Regions from separate parts of the Homo sapiens genome. Here region 1 is linked to region 2. A link is a loop called in an ENCODE intact Hi-C map of the cell type or tissue named here. Cell type or tissue: chondrocyte. All regions are shown on one strand. Each heading gives the region's core, and the rest is flanking DNA. Links, peaks and the distances in the headings are about the cores only. Region 1 has its middle 58 kb from the start of GGT1. Region 2 overlaps PIWIL3 (piwi like RNA-mediated gene silencing 3).

Evidence for each region. Hi-C counts contacts between places; a loop is a spot of excess contacts. Peaks named below come from ENCODE experiments on the same cell type or tissue, not always from the same donor. Only the 100,000 strongest peaks of a DNase experiment are listed, where the experiment ranks them.
Region 1: a loop joins it to region 2, with 4 times the contacts of the local background. A loop is called at or near these places in 19 of 110 quality-filtered maps.

What each region holds. Positions count from the first base shown.
Region 1 is chr22:24,656,972-24,665,550 of GRCh38, reverse strand. It overlaps the pseudogene POM121L10P. Among named protein-coding and RNA genes, the nearest start is that of GGT1, 58 kb to the right of the region's middle. RefSeq lists an enhancer at 8,139-8,579. In chondrocyte, for the core only: no CTCF peak of the experiment used is centred there; a DNase peak (open chromatin) is centred at 4,707.
Region 2 is chr22:24,754,777-24,763,340 of GRCh38, reverse strand. It overlaps PIWIL3 (piwi like RNA-mediated gene silencing 3), which reads left to right. Exons shown (of 21, transcript NM_001255975.1): 2 at 820-943; 3 at 3,352-3,472; 4 at 5,302-5,433; 5 at 6,636-6,850; 6 at 7,436-7,557; 7 at 8,477-8,557. The coding sequence starts at 842. Among named protein-coding and RNA genes, the nearest start is that of PIWIL3, 16 kb to the left of the region's middle. In chondrocyte, for the core only: CTCF peaks have their summits at 4,757 and 4,964 (motif pointing right); no DNase peak of the experiment used is centred there.

The DNA of each region.
Region 1 (8,579 bases), core at 148-8,147, 97 kb after region 2:
CCAGTGCAGTAAAGGAAGGAAAAATAAATAAAAGGCATTCAGAGTGGGAAGAAAAAAGTACAACTGTCTTTATTCACAGACAACATTGACAGAATAGCCAATGGAATCCACAAAAAAGCTTTGAAAACAAATTACATTAAGGTCTCAGGATACAAGATTAATATACAAAAACCAAGTGTATTTTTATATATTAGCAATGAATAACTGGAAGCTGAAATTCACAGTATCAAAATATATGAAATAGGAGTAAATCTGACCACATCCCTTCAAAAAACTGGAAAGATTTGTACACTGAAAACTACAAAATATTGTTGAGAAAAATTAAAGAAAAACTAAATAAATTGAGAAATATACCATAGTCATGGGTTGGAAGATTCAATTTTATTAAGAAGTCAATTCTTCCCCTGAAATTATCTGCAGACTCAAAACAATCCCGACAGAAATTCCAGCCAGCTTTTTTGTAGAATGTGACAAGCTGATTCTAAAATAGAAATGCAAAGGACCTAGGACTGGTAATTGTTGAAGGTAGGTGATAAATACATCACTTGGTATTTCATTAAATTATTCTCTCTACTTTGTAAATGTTTGAAATTTTCCATAGTGAAAATATGTTTTGAATAAAATGAGATTTTCCAGGAACACATATAAATACAAAATATCCTTCCTTTAAATTTTTCATTACATTACAAAAATGGTTTCCTCTTTCACACTACCTTAAGTCTAACTCCCTGGCTTGGTTTCCCAGGCCCTATAACCAGTCCTCTCTGCTTCCTGTTCCTCTATGACAGGGGTCAACAAACCACAATCCAGGGCCAAATCTGACCCATCACTTGTTTTTTTTCGTCCCAAAAACTAAGAATGTTTTGAACTTTTAAATGGTTGGGGAAAAAAAATCAAAAGACTATTTTGGGCTGGACACTGGCTCATGCCTGTAATCCCAACACTTTCGGTGGCCAAGGAGGGTGGATAGCGTGAGCCCAGAAGTTCAGGAGTTCAAGACCAGCCTGGCCAACATGGTGAAACGCCGCCTCTACAAAAAATACAAAAATTAGTGGGGCGTGGTGGCTTGTGCCTGTAGTCCCAGCTACTTGGAAGGCTGAGGTGGGAGGATCACTTGAGCCTGGGAAGTCAGGGCTGCAATAAGCTGTGATCAGGCTGCTGCCCTCCAGCCTGAGCAACAGAGTGACACTGTCTCAAAAAAAAAAGAAAGAAAAAAAGAAAATGTTATTGAAACATAGTCACATTCATTCACATCTGTAGTGGCTGTGGTTACTTTTGCACTACAATGATGGAGTTGATTAGTTGCAACAGAGACCTTAAGGTCTTCAATGACTAAAACATTTACTATCTGGCCCTTTACAGACAGTCTGTCAATCCCTAATTTATTATATGCCTTCTTCTCCCTCAGCTAACTAATTGCCTCACCCCAGGAATGTTCATTACTACCTCTTCTTTGTTCAAGCCCCAGCTACTCCTCAAAACCCAAAATTCCCTTCTTCCCCTTTCCCAAATCCTAACTATATCAGCAGTTTGTGTGGAAGTAGGTAAGCAAAACACCATTCGTCATTATGTAAAGCAAGGCATTGGAGATGCGGTCCCTACATGTACAAGGGGAGGCTGATTACCCCCCAATTCATTTCCAATTTCTCAAAGCAGGTTGGCAGGCTAGCACCTAGGAAGGAGAGAGCGAGCAGATGATGCAGACAGAGCACTGAGAAACTCCTCAGTAACTCATGAGAGTTCATGTGTCAGTCCCCTTGTCTGCTATGTCATCCTTTAGACACCAATTCAAGACAGCAAAATTCAAAAAAGAAATGAGGAAGAAAAAGGTGATGAGGGGCAGAAGGAAAAGAGAAGAGAACTTGTCACTTCACAATGTAGAGACAATCACAAACTGTGGTGAATGAAAAACTATTCCATTCACCTGTGCATGGTGGCTCATGCCTATAATCCCAGCACTTTGGGAAGCTGAGGCAGGGAGATAACTTGAGGTCAGAAGTTCAAAACCAGCCTGACCAACATGGTGAAACCCTATCTCTACTAAAAATATAAAAAATTAGCCGGGCGTGGTGGCACATGCCTGTAATCTCAGCTACTTGGAAGGCTGAGGCATGAAAATCACTTGAACCCAGGAGGCGGAGGTTGCACTGAGCCGAGATTGTGCCACAGCCTGGGCGACAGGGTGAGACTCTGTCTCCAAAAAAAAAAAAAAAAAAAAAAAAAATTAATAAAAAAAAAAAAGAAAAGAAAACTATAGAGACTCTAGCAAGCAAAGAGGTAGTCCTCCATCACTGGGAGGCCCAAGCAGAACAGCCTATGAAGGAGGGGGCATAGCAGAGCTTTACCTTGAACACCTCAACTCATCAGGTGTCCTGATTTCTTGAGTTAGCACACAAAATGAAGTGGCAAAATCTGCTGGCTTAACACTCAGGGATTACTACCTTCCTTGCGTGCCATTTGGAAACAAATATTTTTGTTTGTTTGTTTGTTTGTTTGTTTGTTTGTTTGTTTTGAAATGGGGTCTCACTCTGTCACCCAAGTTGGAGTGCAGTGGTGCAGTCACAACTCATTGCAGCCTCAATCTCCTAGACTCAAGGGATCCTCCCACCTCAGTCTCCTGAGTAGCTGGGATCACAGGCGAGTGCCACCATGCCTGACTAATTTTTTTTTTATTATTTTTAGTAGAGATGAGGTCTCACTGTGTTGCCCGGGATGGTCTTGAACTCCTGGGCTCAAGCAATCCTCCCTCCTTGGCCTCCCAAAGTGCTGGGATTACAGGTGTGAGCCACTGCACCCAGCTTGGAAACAAAAAAATGAATCTATGTAATTGAAGTCCCAAATAGGAAACCCTGAGCTTTTGAGGATGCATAATTTTTTCATCTTCTCCAATTTAAAGTGGCAAATGAGGATGGGCATGGTGGCTCTCACCTGTAATCCCAGCACTTTGGGAGGCCAAGGTCAGGAGTTCGAAACCAGCCTGGTCAACATGGTGAAACCCCCATCTCTACCAAAAATATAAAAATTAGCTGGGTGTGGTGGCACTTGCCTGTGATCCCAGCTACTCAGGAGGCTGAGACAGGTGAATCACTTGAACCTAGGAGGCAGAGCTGCAGTGAGCCGAGATCGTGCCACTGAACTCCAGCCTGGGCAACAGAGTGAGACTCCATCTCAAAAAATAAATAAATAAAGTGGCAAATGAGAGAGGAAGCAGGTTTTGGAAATGCGTAGATGCCTCAAAGGTCAGCATTTGATCTTACTGCCTATGAGTTCCCAGTAAAAGCAGAACGTGTGAAAGGACTCTGAGGCACAAAAATACAGTTGGATAGTCCTGGGCAGGCAATAGGAAAGTTGAGTAAATGTGTGTCTAAAATGTGCATTTCTAGGCTGGGCACAGTGGCTTACACATATAATCCTAGCACTTTAGGAGACCGAGGCAGGAGAATCACTCAAGCCCAGGAGTGTGAGATCAGCTTGGGCAACATAGTGAGACGCTGTCTCTACAAAAATAAAAATTAGCTGTGGTGATGAGTACCTGTAGTCCCAACTACTCAGGATGCTGAGGCAGGAAAATCACTTGAGCCCAGGAGGTGGAGGCTGCAGTGAGCTGTGATTGCACCATTGTTGCCCTCCAGCCTGGGCAACAGAGCAAGACCTGTTTCTAAAATAATAATAATAATAATAATAATAATAATAATAATAATAAAATGTACATTTCTAACTTCATTTCAAAGTTAAGGCCAGGTGCAGTGGCTCATGCCTGTAATCCCAGCATTTGGGAGGCCGAGGCAAGAGGATCACTTGAGCCGGGGAATTCGAGACCAGCCTGTGCAAAATAGTGAGACCCTGTCTCTAAATAAAAATAAAATAAAAAGTAAACAAAGTCAAATTTTTAAAAAAAATCAGAACAAAAGCCGGGCACAGTGGCTCACGCCTATAATCCTAGCACTTTGGGAGGCTGAGGCAGGTGGATCATGAGGTCAGGAGTGCAAGACCAGCCCGGCCAAGATGGTGAAACCCCGTCTCTACTAAAAATACAAAAAATTAGCCGCGTGTGGTGGCGGGAGCCTGTAGTCCCAACTACTCCAGAGGCTGAGGCAGGAGAATGGCGTGAACCCGGTAGGCGGAGCTTGCGGTGAGCCGAGATCGGGCCACTGGAATCCAGCCTGGGCGACAGAGGGAGACTCCATCTCAAAAAAAAAAAAAAAAAAAAAAAAGAGAGAGAGTCTGACTGTTGCCCAGGCTGGAGTGCAGGGGCGCGATCTCGGCGCATCACAAATCCCTTCCCCGCCCCCGGGTTCAAGTGATTCTCCTGTCTCAGCCGCCGGAGTAGCTGGGACTACAGGCGCGTGCCACCATGTCTGACTAAATTTGTATTTTTACTAGAGACGGGGTTTCACTATGTTGGCCAGGCTGGTCTCCAACTCCTGATCTCGTGATCCGCCCGCCCCGACCTCCCAAAGTGCTGGGATGCGTGAGCCTCCACGCCTGGCCACTATTTTTTCTTTTTCTTTTGTGTGTGTGTGTGTGTGTGTGTGTGTGTGTGTGTGTGTGTGTGTGTGACGAGGTTTCGCTCTTGTTGCCCAGGTTGGAGTGCAATGGTGTGATCTCAGCTCACTGCAATCCCCGCCTCAGCAGGAGAGCAGGAATCTTCAGTGATCCACTGGCGGATCTGCAGCCATTGTGCGCGCCAGGTCTTCTCAAGTCTTTTGTGCGCGCGCCTCTCCTTCCAGTACCTATGCCGCCAGCGTCCCCAGCCTCCCGCCATTGCCAGCAGGTGCTGAGATGGCGCCATTGCACTCCAGCCTGGGGGACAAGAGCAAAACTCCATCTCAAAAAAAAAAAAAAAAAAAAAGAATGAAAATTTTGGAAACATATGGAAGAAATCAAATGGATTTCTAGCTCAACTAAATCGTAATTATTCAGTGTCTAGTTTTTGCAAGAAACCACATATTTCATGTCCACAATCAGGGCCACATTCCCAGCTCTCAAGTGTGGTTGTTTCCTAAGCAAATTGAAGAACACAGGCATAAAAGTTCATTAAATCAATAAACTTTTTCTCTCTGTCTCTCTCTCTCTCTCTTTTTTTTGAGATGGAGGTTCGCACTGTCACCCAGGCTGGAGTGCTGTGGTGAGATCTCGGGTCACTGCAAGCTCCACCTCCCGAGTTCACGCCATCCTCCTGCCTCAGCCTCCAGAGTAGCTGGGACTACAAGCGCCCGCCACGACGCCCGGCTAATTTTTTGTAGTTTTAGTAGAGACGGGGTTTCGCTATGTTGGCCAGGCTGGTCTCCAACTCCTGACATCGTGATCCACCCGCCTCCGCCTCCCAAAGTGCCACCGCGCCCGGCCTTTTTTTTTTAAGACAGAGTCTCGGCCCGGCGCGGTGGCTCACGCCTTTAATCCCGGCACTTTGGGAGGCCGAGGCGGGCTGATCACGAGGTCAGGAGATCGAGACCATCCTGGCTAACACGGTGAAACCCTGTCTCTACTAAAAATGCAAAAAATTAGCCGGGTGTGATGGCGGGCGCCTGTAGTCCGAGCTACTCCAGAGGCTGAGGCAGGAGAATGGCGTGAACCCGGTAGGCGGAGCTTGCGGTGAGCCGAGATCAGGCCACTGGAATCCAGCCTGGGCGACAGAGGGAGACTCCGTCTCAAAAAAAAAAAAAAAAAAAAAAGAGTCTGGCTCTGTTGCCCAGGGCTGGAGTGCAGTGGCGCGATCTCGGCGCATCACAATCCCTTCCCCGCCCGCCCCCGGGTTCAAGTGATTCTCCTGTCTCAGCCGCCGGAGCAGCTGGGACTACAGGCGCGTGCCACCATGTCTGACTAAATTTGTATTTTTACTAGAGACGGGGTTTCACTATGTTGGCCAGGCTGGTCTCCAACTCCTGATCTCGTGATCCGTCTGCCCCGACCTCCCAAAGTGCTAGGATTATAGGCATAAGCCACCACGCCCGGCCTCTTTTTTTTCTTTTTCTTTTCTTTATCTGGAGACTGAGTTTTGCACTTGTTGCCCAGGCTGGAGTGCAATGGTGCGATCTCAGCTCACTGCAATCTCCACCTCAGCAGGAGAGCAGGAATCTTCAGTGATCCACGGGCAGATCTGCCACCATTGTGGGCACCTGTTCCTCCCGCGACCTTTGTGCCCGCCTCTCTCCTTCCAGTACCTATTGCATGACCCCCCACGTCCGCCTCCCGCCATTGCCAGCAAGTGCCTCGCGCGGGTACCTGGCTGCGCTTATTAATCCGTTAAGCTCGCTCTGTCACGGGCGCCGTGATGTGCTCACGCGCCCGCTCCCTCAGGTTTAAAAGGCGCGTTGCCCGGCAACAGAAGAAACTGCTGGCTTAGCCTTTGGCGGAGTTGGCGGCTGGACGAGGACGCTCAGAGCCCAGCTCTCGAGAGTTCAAGCAACCGACGGTTCCCCACTGCTCCCAGGAGCGGTTACCTGGGCACTCTGTGCCCCTCCTTCCTGTTCGGGCCCAGGCCGAGGACCTGCCAGTAGGGCTCAGTTGCCTGGAGCCCGTTCAGCCCATCCCCCAGTTCACTTTGCTTGTGGGATCTCCCCGTTGCTCCTGCCCGTGGACTGAGTGGCAGGCCATCCTACAAGCACCCGGACACTTGACATCAGTGGTGTCAAGACAACTCTAAGAAGGTTTTCGGTGATCCTGCAAGCCCTGCGTTCCTTCCTGGGATCCTGCCTTCAATTTGATTGCACAGGTACCACAGCAAGCCAGTGCTGTGTGCTCCGAGTTCCAGGGCGTCCTCCAGCTCAGCCACTGCACTGAGAACATGGACTCTCTGTGGGGCCCAGGAGCCGGGAGTCACCCCTTTGGGGTCCACAACACCCGGCTGTCCCCAGACTTGTGTCCAGGGAAGATAGTGTTGAGGGCCCTCAAGGAGAGCGGGGCAGGGATGCCTGAGCAGGACAAGGACCCTAGAGTCCAAGAGAATCCTGGTGATCAGAGAAGGGTCCCCGAGGTCACCGGGGATGCACCGTCTGCATTTCGGCCCCTGCGGGACAATGGAGGCCTCTCTCCCTTTGTGCCCAGGCCCGGGCCTCTGCAGACAGACCTCCATGCCCAGAGGTCAGAAATCAGATATAACCAGACATCCCAGACCTCCTGGACGAGCTCCTGCACCAACCGAAATGCCATCTCCAGCTCCTACAGCTCCACGGGAGGCTTGCCGGGGCTAAAGCGGAGGAGGGGGCCAGCCTCATCCCACTGCCAGCTGACCCTCAGTTCCTCAAAGACAGTGAGTGAGGACAGGCCTCAGGCTGTCTCTTCAGGTCACACCCAGTGTGAAAAGGCAGCAGATATAGCACCAGGGCAGACACTCACCCTCAGGAATGACTCCTCCACATCCGAGGCCTCTAGGCCCAGTACACACAAGTTTCCCCTGCTGCCACGCAGGCGAGGGGAGCCTTTGATGCTGCCACCTCCCTTAGAGCTGGGGTACCGGGTCACTGTTGAAGACCTGGACCGGGAGAAGGAGGCGGCATTCCAGCGCATCAACAGTGCACTGCAGGTTGAGGACAAGGCCATCTCGGACTGCAGACCCTCATGGCCTTCCCACACTTTGTCCTCACTTGCAACAGGGGCTTCTGGTCTGCCTGCTGTTTCTAAAGCATCCAGTATGGATGCACAGCAGGAGACACACAAGTCCCAAGACTGCCTGGGCCTACTGGCCCCCTTAGCATCTGCTGCAGAGGTCCCCTCTACAGCTCCCGTGTCTGGGAAGAAGCACAGACCACCAGGCCCCCTGTTCTCCTCCTCAGATCCCCTTCCTGCCACCTCTTCTGATTCCCAGGACTCAGCCCAGGTCACCTCGCTGATTCCTGCCCCCTTCCCAGCTGCAAGCATGGATGCAGGCATGAGAAGAACAAGGCGTGGCACTTCTGCTCCTGCAGCTGCCACAGCAGCCCCTCCCCCCTCCACACTGAACCCCACGTTGGGGTCACTACTGGAGTGGATGGAGGCCCTTCACATTTCTGGGCCTCAGCCACAGCTGCAGCAGGTGCCCAGAGGTCAGAACCAGAGATCCCAGACCTCCCGGACCAGCTCGTGCCCCAAATGAAATGCCATCTCGAGCCCCTACAGCTCTACGGGAGGCCTCCCGGAACGAAAGCGGAAGAGGGGCCAGCCTCATCCCACTGCCAGCTGACCCTCAGTTCCTGAAACACACTGAGTGAGGACGGACCTCAGGCTGTCTCTTCGGGTCACATCCAGTGTGAAAAGACGGCAGATACAGCACCAGGGCAGACACTCGCCCCCAGGGGTGGCTCCCCCAGATCCCAGGCCTCTAGGCCCCGTAGATGCAAGTTTCCCCTGCTGCCACGCAGGCGAGGGGAGCCTTTGATGCTGCCACCTCCCTTAGAGATGGGGTACCGGGTCACTGCTGAAGACCTGGACCGGGAGAAGGAGGCGGCCTTCCAGCGCATCAACAGTGCACTGCAGGTTGAGGACCAGGCCATCTCGGACTGCAGACCCTCACGGCCTTCCCACACTTTGTCCTCACTTGCAACAGGGGCTTCTGGTCTGCCTGCCGTTTCTAAAGCACCCAGTATGGATGCACAGCAGGA
Region 2 (8,564 bases), core at 565-8,564:
CAACAGAGTGAGACTCTCTCAAAATAAAAAACAAACAAACAAAACTAGCTGGGTGCGGTGGTGTGTGCCTCAGGAGGCTGAGGCAGGAGAATTGCTTGAGCCCGGGAGGCAGAGGTTGCAGTGAGCTGAGATTGCGCCACTGCACTCCAGCCTGGGTGACAGAGCAAGACTCCCTCTCAAAAAAAAAAAAAAGAAAAAAAAGTTTTACCAGGTCTCCTGTCTTTTATTATAGGATGCTTCTCTGCTGACTCGGGGGGCAGTCAGTCTTTTTGATGTGATAGGAGAATGTGTGTCGTTAGTAACCAGATGCTTTATTGGAAGTAATAGTAACGGAAAAAAAACATTACCAGGTGCTATGGTTTGGATATGGCTTGTCCCCACCAAAACTGAGGCTGAAATTTGATCCCCAATGTGGCAGCATTGGGAAGTGGGGCCTACTGGGAGGTGTTTGGGCCCTGGGGGTGGAATCCTTATGAATAGGTTAATTCCCTGCCTTGGAGGTGAGTGAGTTTGGATTAGCACCTGCCTGAGCTGGTTGTTAGAGTCCGGCCTCCTCAGTTTCTCGTTTCCCTTCTTGCCATGTGGTCTTTGTCCACATCTCTCCCCCACTTTTGCTTTTTCTACCAGGAGTTGAAGCAGCATGAGACCCTCACCAGATGGGCTGCCCAGTCTTGGACTTTCCAGCCATCAGAATGATGAGCCAAACACACCTCTTCCTTTATAAATTACCCAGCCTCAGATATTCTGTTGTAGCAACCCTAAAGAGAGTAAGACACCAGGCAACTCCACAGAGATGTCTAATATAACTGTATTCTTCAGGGTCATCACCTTCAGGACCACAATGCCTGGTAGGGCAAGGACTCGCGCCCGAGGCAGAGCCCGCCGCAGGGAGAGCTACCAACAAGAGGCACCTGGGGGACCCAGAGCACCTGGATCAGCTACAGTGAGCCCTGTAACGTTGTTTCCTTTCTGCAAGAGATATGTGCCTGTACTGAAAAGAACATAGAGTTGGTTGTTGAGCGAAGCTAGTTCAGGTATAGTGCTAAGTGAGGACTAATAAAAGTTCATAAGAAAAGTCAGGCTGTATAGATGGCAGCATGGGGAGGCTTTATCTACTCAGATGTACTCTCCACTGCTTCCTTCTCACATTTTCACATGTGCAAGCAGACTGACTTTCAGCCCAAAGTGGATGCAAAGGTTTCTAGATTTCTTGGCTTCAGCCAATGACTCCTCTTTGGAAGTGACCCAAAATGAGCAACTTCCTGAAGGTACTGGCATAGCCTGAGTTAGATAAGAGTTTCCAGCCTTGTTGAAAACTTGTTATGCCTGCCCTGTTTTGTCTTCTCTTACTGCATATCCACTTTACATTCACACAGCAGGATCCATAGTGGCGCTGCGGGGCCCCATCTGACAACCTCCAGGGGGACCATATACTGCATGGAAGTAGCACGATGCCTTCCAGGTCCACTTATTCTGCTGTTTGACTGTTGCTCCTCTCCTTCTCCTAAGCCCTCCAACCTCAATTCCTCCTCCTGGTCCTAATTCTCGGTTTTCAACATAGACTTCTGTGCCACCGAGACAGACAAAGCATCCAATGAGAGTGTCAGTGGCTCCCTCTCTTGTCCCCTCACTCATGAGCATCTGAACCCATAGTCCAGCCCCTCACTGGAGATCCTAGGGCACCATCTTTGTTCCTACCTAAAGCAAATATCTCTACTTAGCCCCTTAGCCAGTCCTCTGTCTAGGGCATGTCTCCTGCAGCTTGCCTTTCTGTCTCCCAAGTCAGCAGGTGTGTGTTCTCCTAAATCATTCCCGTCTGTCTACAGACTCACTGAGTTCACTCCCATTCATCAAGAAACCTTCCCTGGGCCCTTCCACTCTGCCAGATTCACAGGGCAGCTCTCCTCAGACTTGCCTCTTCACTTTTAGTTGGCACAGTTGAGACCTCTTTTCTCCTGTCAACTCCCTCCGCTTGGCGTTTAGGTTACCTCCTTCATCACTGACCACCCCCACTTGCTCTCCTTTGTGGAGTTCTCCTCTATGGCCTCTTGATATTGCCAAGACCCAGCCCTTGAGCCTCATCTTTTTTCTCCATATTCTCACTCCCTTGGTGAAGTTATCCAGTGTCAAAATGCTTTCTGGTGTGTGGACAGGTCCCCATATTTATCTCGTTGGCCAGAACCTCTCCTGCACCACCTAACACCCCCACGGGTGTCCGTGGACAACTCACACTCCCAACCTGCCCTCCCCAGCATGCCATACCCACCTCATCAGAAGGACTTCCATTCTTCCATTTGCTCAGGCCAAAAGTCTGTGCTTTCATCCTATCTCCATGACCTCAAGCCCTTCTCAAAAACAACCACGGGATTGTTTTCTCAAAAACTATCCAGTATCAGACAATTTCTCACCACCCCTATCCTGGCCTCTGGCCCAAACAGCTCACATCCCTTGCTATTTCCTTGTCTCTCAGCCTGTTCCCAACATGGAACCTGACAAATTAGTTCATGTCGTTCCTCTGCCTGGTATCCTGTCACAGCTTTTTTTTTTTTTTTTTTTTTTTGAGACAGAGTTTCGCTCTTGTTGCCCAGGCTGGAGTGCAATGGCGTGATCTTGGCTCACTGCAACCTCTGCCTCCTGGGTTCAAGCGATTCTCCTGCCTTAGCCTCCTGAGTAGCTGGGATTACAGGCATGTGCCACCATGCCCAGCTAAGTTTTGTATTTTTAGTAGAGACGGGGGTTTCTCCATGTTGGTCTTGAACTCCCGATCTCAGGTGATCTGGCTGCCTCGGCCTCCCAAAGTGCTGGGATTACAGGCGTGAGCCACTGCACCTGGCCTCTGTCACAGCTCTCATTTTATCAGTCAGAAGCAATTTCCTTAAAATGACCTCCTTCCCTTCATCTCACTGACATCTCTCACCCTCTTCTTCCAGCCACACTGGCTGCCTCATTCTTCCTTGAACGTTCCCAACTGCAGAACTCTGCTCTTTTTCTTCCACTGCTGGCTTGGGTAACTTTGCTAATTCACTCAGTACCTCCAAGTCTTGGGTTCTGTGTCACTTTCTCACTGAGGCCCGCTTTTGCCCCCATCAGCTAGTGAAACCTGCCCCTTCACACCCTACCTTCCCAGTAATTCCTGATTCTCCTCGGTTTGTTTTGTCCTTTTTTTGTTTTTTTCCTTAGCAATTACCACACAAGGTGCTATGTATGTTGCTTATTACAACTTAGTTTATGTCACTGGAATGTGAGCTTTTCAGAGGAAGTTCCTTTGCCTTGTGCCCTGCGAGTGCCATTTGGAGGGAGAATGAACACAGTAGGGCACTGCTCATTATTTCTATTTCCAAAAACATGCAGACCCAGGAGCCCCCTCAGTTGCAGTCGACACCCCGGCCGCTGCAGGAGGAAGTCCCAGTGGTTAGACCTCTGCAGCCAAGAGCAGCAAGAGGAGGAGCAGGAGGAGGAGCACAGTCTCAAGGTGAAAGGAAGCAAGAAGGACATGAGGGGCAGGGGATGCTTCATGTGTGAAGGGCTACCACAGCGGTAGAAGGTTCTAGATAGCCTCAGGACTCCCGTGAGGTTTGGTGGGATGGGAAGTGTGTGCAGCTTGCAACTGTCTCTCTTTGTGCAGTGAATTATCTGATGGTGTTTTCTTCACCTTGTGTCTTAACTTGTGGAAGGGAGATGGAGGTCACTGTTTATTGGCCAGTTCAACATAATTGCTTTTCAAATTTAGATGACACATCTGCAGATGATAACTCTAAGTTAACTTAATGGAATTCTAAGAACACCATTTTCTTTCCTCTTTAAATTGTGGCATTAACAGGTTGAACCTGTTACCTACATTGCAGGCTGACAGGTTATCCTCGTTTATACAGCACTCATGCACACAGGCTCAGATATTGTCATTTGCTAAGGTTTCGGCTAATGTGATCCAACTTCAGTCTGGATTCTCCTCTTTGCTTTCTATAGCAAAATAGCTTGTGATGAGTCAAAACTTGAAACACTAAAAAAGAATTGTATTATAGATAAATATTAACAAATGGTTACAAAATCCAGAACCTATAAAATGAGCTTATACATTTGAATAAATTAAAACACATTTTTAATAATCAGATCCTATCTGAAGGGTTGTTATTAAATAGTATGTGTAAATTACATGGACTGGGTGCAGTGGCTCACATCAGCACTTTGGGAGGCCCGGGTGGGTGGATCACTTGAGGCCAGAAGTTCAAGACCAGATTGGCCAACATGGCAAAATCCCATCTTTACCAAAAATATACAAATTAGCTGGGCATGGTGGTATGCGCCTGTAGTCCCAGCTACTAGGGAGGCTGAGGCAGGAGAATCACTTGAACCCAGGAGGCAGAGGTTCCAGTGAGCTGAGACAGTGCCACTGCACTGCAGCCTGGGTGACAGTTAGACTCCGTCTGAAAAGATAAAAGTATGTGGTTTGTAGCGAGTGCCAAGGTGCCAAGCTAGGATACCTGTTTTCTTTTGCTGACATTTTAATATGATGAATTTGATTGCTGGATGTGTCAGGAACTAGTTGGGAGTTTGATAAAATTGTTTCAAATTTTATGTGTAAAATGTAGTTAGTCTGTCACAGAAATGGAGACACTTACTTTGTAAGATCATCATAAACTAAAAACTAGACTCCAGAAGTAAAATTTTGAGGCAAACCATTATTGTAACCCAAGGCACAGACGTCTTGGCCATTTAGGTGTACGGGATTTACAATAACGTGTGCGTATTCCTTCAGGATGCCTCTCGTCACTGAAAGACCGCATTGTGCTGTCATTTAAATGTTAACTTTGTAGAATAGCTACATCGATATGAACCTTAGAATGTAAGTTGAAATAGTGAGTGTGATCCTTTCCTAGTTGCTCTTAATAGAAAGGATAGATCAGTTTTGTATTAAAAGCCAGTTTTATAGATTTTTTAAATGATTGGCTTATTTGGCATTTTATGATGCCCACTAGGGGGCAGCATAGCGCCAGGAGATAGGCTTAAAGACAGAACCAAAGTTTCTAGAATCTTGTACCATGAACAAATACCCAAAGAAATGGGGCACATATGTAGCAGGAATGAATAAAGTGCCAAGGCAACCACGGATGTGAACTGGGGACTCCTTGGGAAAGGTTTCTGGGTAAGGTTACGCTTTTGCGGCAACATATCACGGAAATGTGTTTTGGAACCTTGGGTGGCATCTTTTCTACCTCTAACAAACTTATGCTGGGTGTTAATGCTGTCTTTTCTATTCTTCCCTTTTTATTGTTTAAACTTCTGGCGTTTACATTTATGCAGGGGTGAAGGAACCTGGACCTGAGGCTGGGTTGCATACAGCGCCCTTGCAGGAGAGAAGGATTGGTGGAGTTTTTCAAGACCTGGTGGTGAACACCAGGCAAGATATGAAGCATGTTAAAGACTCAAAAACAGGTATGTTGGTCTAGAACTCAATGTTTATGGAGCTGTTCGTTTTTAACTTTTTTTTTTTTTTTTTCATTGAGAGACAAGGTCCTGCTCTGTCGCCCAGGCTGGAGTACAGTGATGCTCACTTTAGCCTCAAACTCCTGGGCTCAGCTGATCCTGAGCTGATCCCAGCTCAAGTAGCTGGGACTACAGGTGGGCACCACCATGCCCGAATGTGTGTGTGTGTGTGTGTGTGTGTGTGTGTGTGTGTGTGTAATATATACATATTTTATATATGTGTGTGTGTGTGTGTGTGTGTATGTAAATTTTGTAGAGACACGGTCTTGCTGGTCTAGAACTGGCCCAAGCCATCCTTACACCTGGGCCTTCCAAACTGCTGAGATTACAGGAATGAGCTACCACACCTGGCCCATTTTAAACTTTCGATAAAAACTTTAATAGATTCTGGAAAGCTTCTGTCATCACTGTAAGTAGAGGTGCCTCCCACCTTGCCCAAGCTGGTCTGGAACTCCTGGCCCAAACCATCCTCCCACCTGGGCCTCCCAAAGGGCTGGGATTATAGGTGTGAGCCACTGTGCCCTGGCCTGCAGTGAGACTTTTTTTAAAATTAAATATTATTACATAGGGTGGCGCTTTCTCTCCTTTTGGAAACCACAAATGTTCTAATTTTCAATCTATTCAGTATCTTAAACTTCCTAAATGTATGCTTGCATAAGGGCTCATTGAATTGATAGGCATTCTGGACATCAGGTGCATTACAAATGTCATTTATCTCCTTGTCTGACCTAACTTTGGCTTTTCTTTTCTTTTCTTTTTTTTTTTTTTTTTTTTTTTGAGACGGAGTTTAGCTCTTGTTGTCCAGGCTGGAGGGCAATAGTATGATCTCAGCTCACTGCAACCTCTGCCTCCTGGGTTCAAGTGATTCTCCTGTCTCAGCCTTCCGAGTAGCTGGGATTATAGGCACCTGCCACTGTGCCCAGCTAACTTTTTGTATTTTTAGTAGATATGGGGTCACCATGTTGGCCAGGCAGGTCTGGAACTCCTGATGTCAGGTGATCCACCCGCCTTGGCCTCCCAGAGTGCTGGGATTAGAGGCGTGAGCCACCGTGCCCAGCCCTAACTTTGGCTTTTAATATTGTAGTGTCCAAACTGTTTGTTTTGGGCCCAATCAGTCTGTTTCTTTATTGTCATGTGGCTCCATTTTTCAGGTTCAGAGGGTACAGTGGTACAGCTACTCGCCAACCACTTCCGAGTGATATCTCGTCCTCAGTGGGTTGCATATAAATACAACGTTGACTACAAACCAGACATAGAAGATGGAAATCTCCGTACAATTTTACTTGATCAACATAGAAGGAAATTTGGAGAGCGCCATATATTTGATGGAAACTCTTTATTATTATCTCGGCCACTAAAAGAGCGGGTTAAGTAATGTTGTTTCACATTTTCCTGTGTTCTTTCTCTTGTTTTCACTTTATTATAATAAAACACCTATTGTTTTTGTGCAGTTGTTTGTTGAGACATCCCAAGGCTCTCTTGCCCATATGACTTGTTGTGAAACCTATGTGCCATGTTCGGTTATCACTGATATTCAATAATGCCTCTGATTTTAATGCTTAAATGAAATTTAATAATACAATGTGGCTCAAAAATGCTGACAAAGTTTGGATACTTTTTTTTTTATTCTATTTGTTTCCTTTGAAACTTCAGCCCCCCACTCCTAGCAGAAAACAAGTTAGAGAACTTATTTTCTTCTTTAAATTTTTATATTAACTGAACAATTAAATTGCTTTCAGGAGCTTAAGTAAAATATTTCGACTTAAATATTTAATTCCAACTCTTCACTCTTGTGAATCATGTTTTCCACACGCACGTACTTTTGTGGGAAAGACTGCTCCATCACGATGGTGTGTTGGATAGCCAGGTGACATGGTGATTTGCCGTGCAATGAAGTTTAGTTTTTTGGAAGAATATCTGGACTTTTTTTTTTGTTTTTTTTTAATCTCAGAGAGTGGAATGGTTGAGCACAACCAAAGACAAAAACATCGTGAAGATTACAGTTGAGTTTTCCAAAGAACTCACGCCCACGTCGCCAGATTGCCTACGCTATTACAACATTCTCTTTAGAAGGTATGTTACCGGGGTTGAGTTTCTTTGATACTCATTCGGTTGTTTTACTGTGTAGTGGTGTGGAATACAGCCATTTGCTTCTAGCACTTAGTGTTCTTCCTAGTCCTCATGTATTAAGAGAGTGAAGGGTCTTGGAGATGAAATGATACTTGAGGCTCAACTGGAATATGCAAGTTCAGTGGCTTATCCTCAATGTTCTTCTCCTGGCCGATGCCCGTTCTTTGTCTCATACCTGCCTAGAAAGAGTAATAGACATCAGCTGTGCACATCTGTGTATGTCTCTGTAGCAAATGCATTTTTTATTCTGTGGTCACTACAATGACAAAATATTGAAAGTTAAAATTTGAAAGGCAGAGTTTGAGGCCGGGCGTGGTGGCTCACGCCTGTAATCCCAGCACTTTGGGAGGCTGAGGCGGGTGGATCATTTGAGGTTAGGAGTTCCAGACCAGCTTGGCCAACATGGTGAAACCCCTCCTCTACTAAAAATACAAAAATTAGCCAGGCATGGTGGCAGGTGCCTGTGGTTTCAGCTACTTGAAAGGCTGAGGCGGGAGAATCACTTGGTCCCAGGAGGTGGAGGTTTCAGTGAGCAGAGATTGTGCCACCACACTCCAGCCTGGGCAACAGAGCGAGACTCTGTCTCCAAAAAAAGACAGTTTGAAAAAGAGACCTTAGTTCAGTTTTGAGAATGAAGAACATTTTGGTAACCTTTCTACAATATTATGTTTATAAGGAGATGGAACAAATGAGGTTAAATGAACCTTAATATCCACCTCATCATGTAACTTAGTTAACAAGTACTTTGTGTTCATTGATAATATAAACAGTCATTGACAGATTTTTTTTCCCTTATGTGTCTTACCAAATGCTTAATAATGTACCCTGTACTTTCAACAAAATCTATTCTTTCCATTTCCAGAACTTTCAAGCTGCTGGATTTTGAACAAGTTGGTCGCAACTATTATACCAAAAAGAAGGCCATTCAGTTATACCGTCATGGGTTTGTA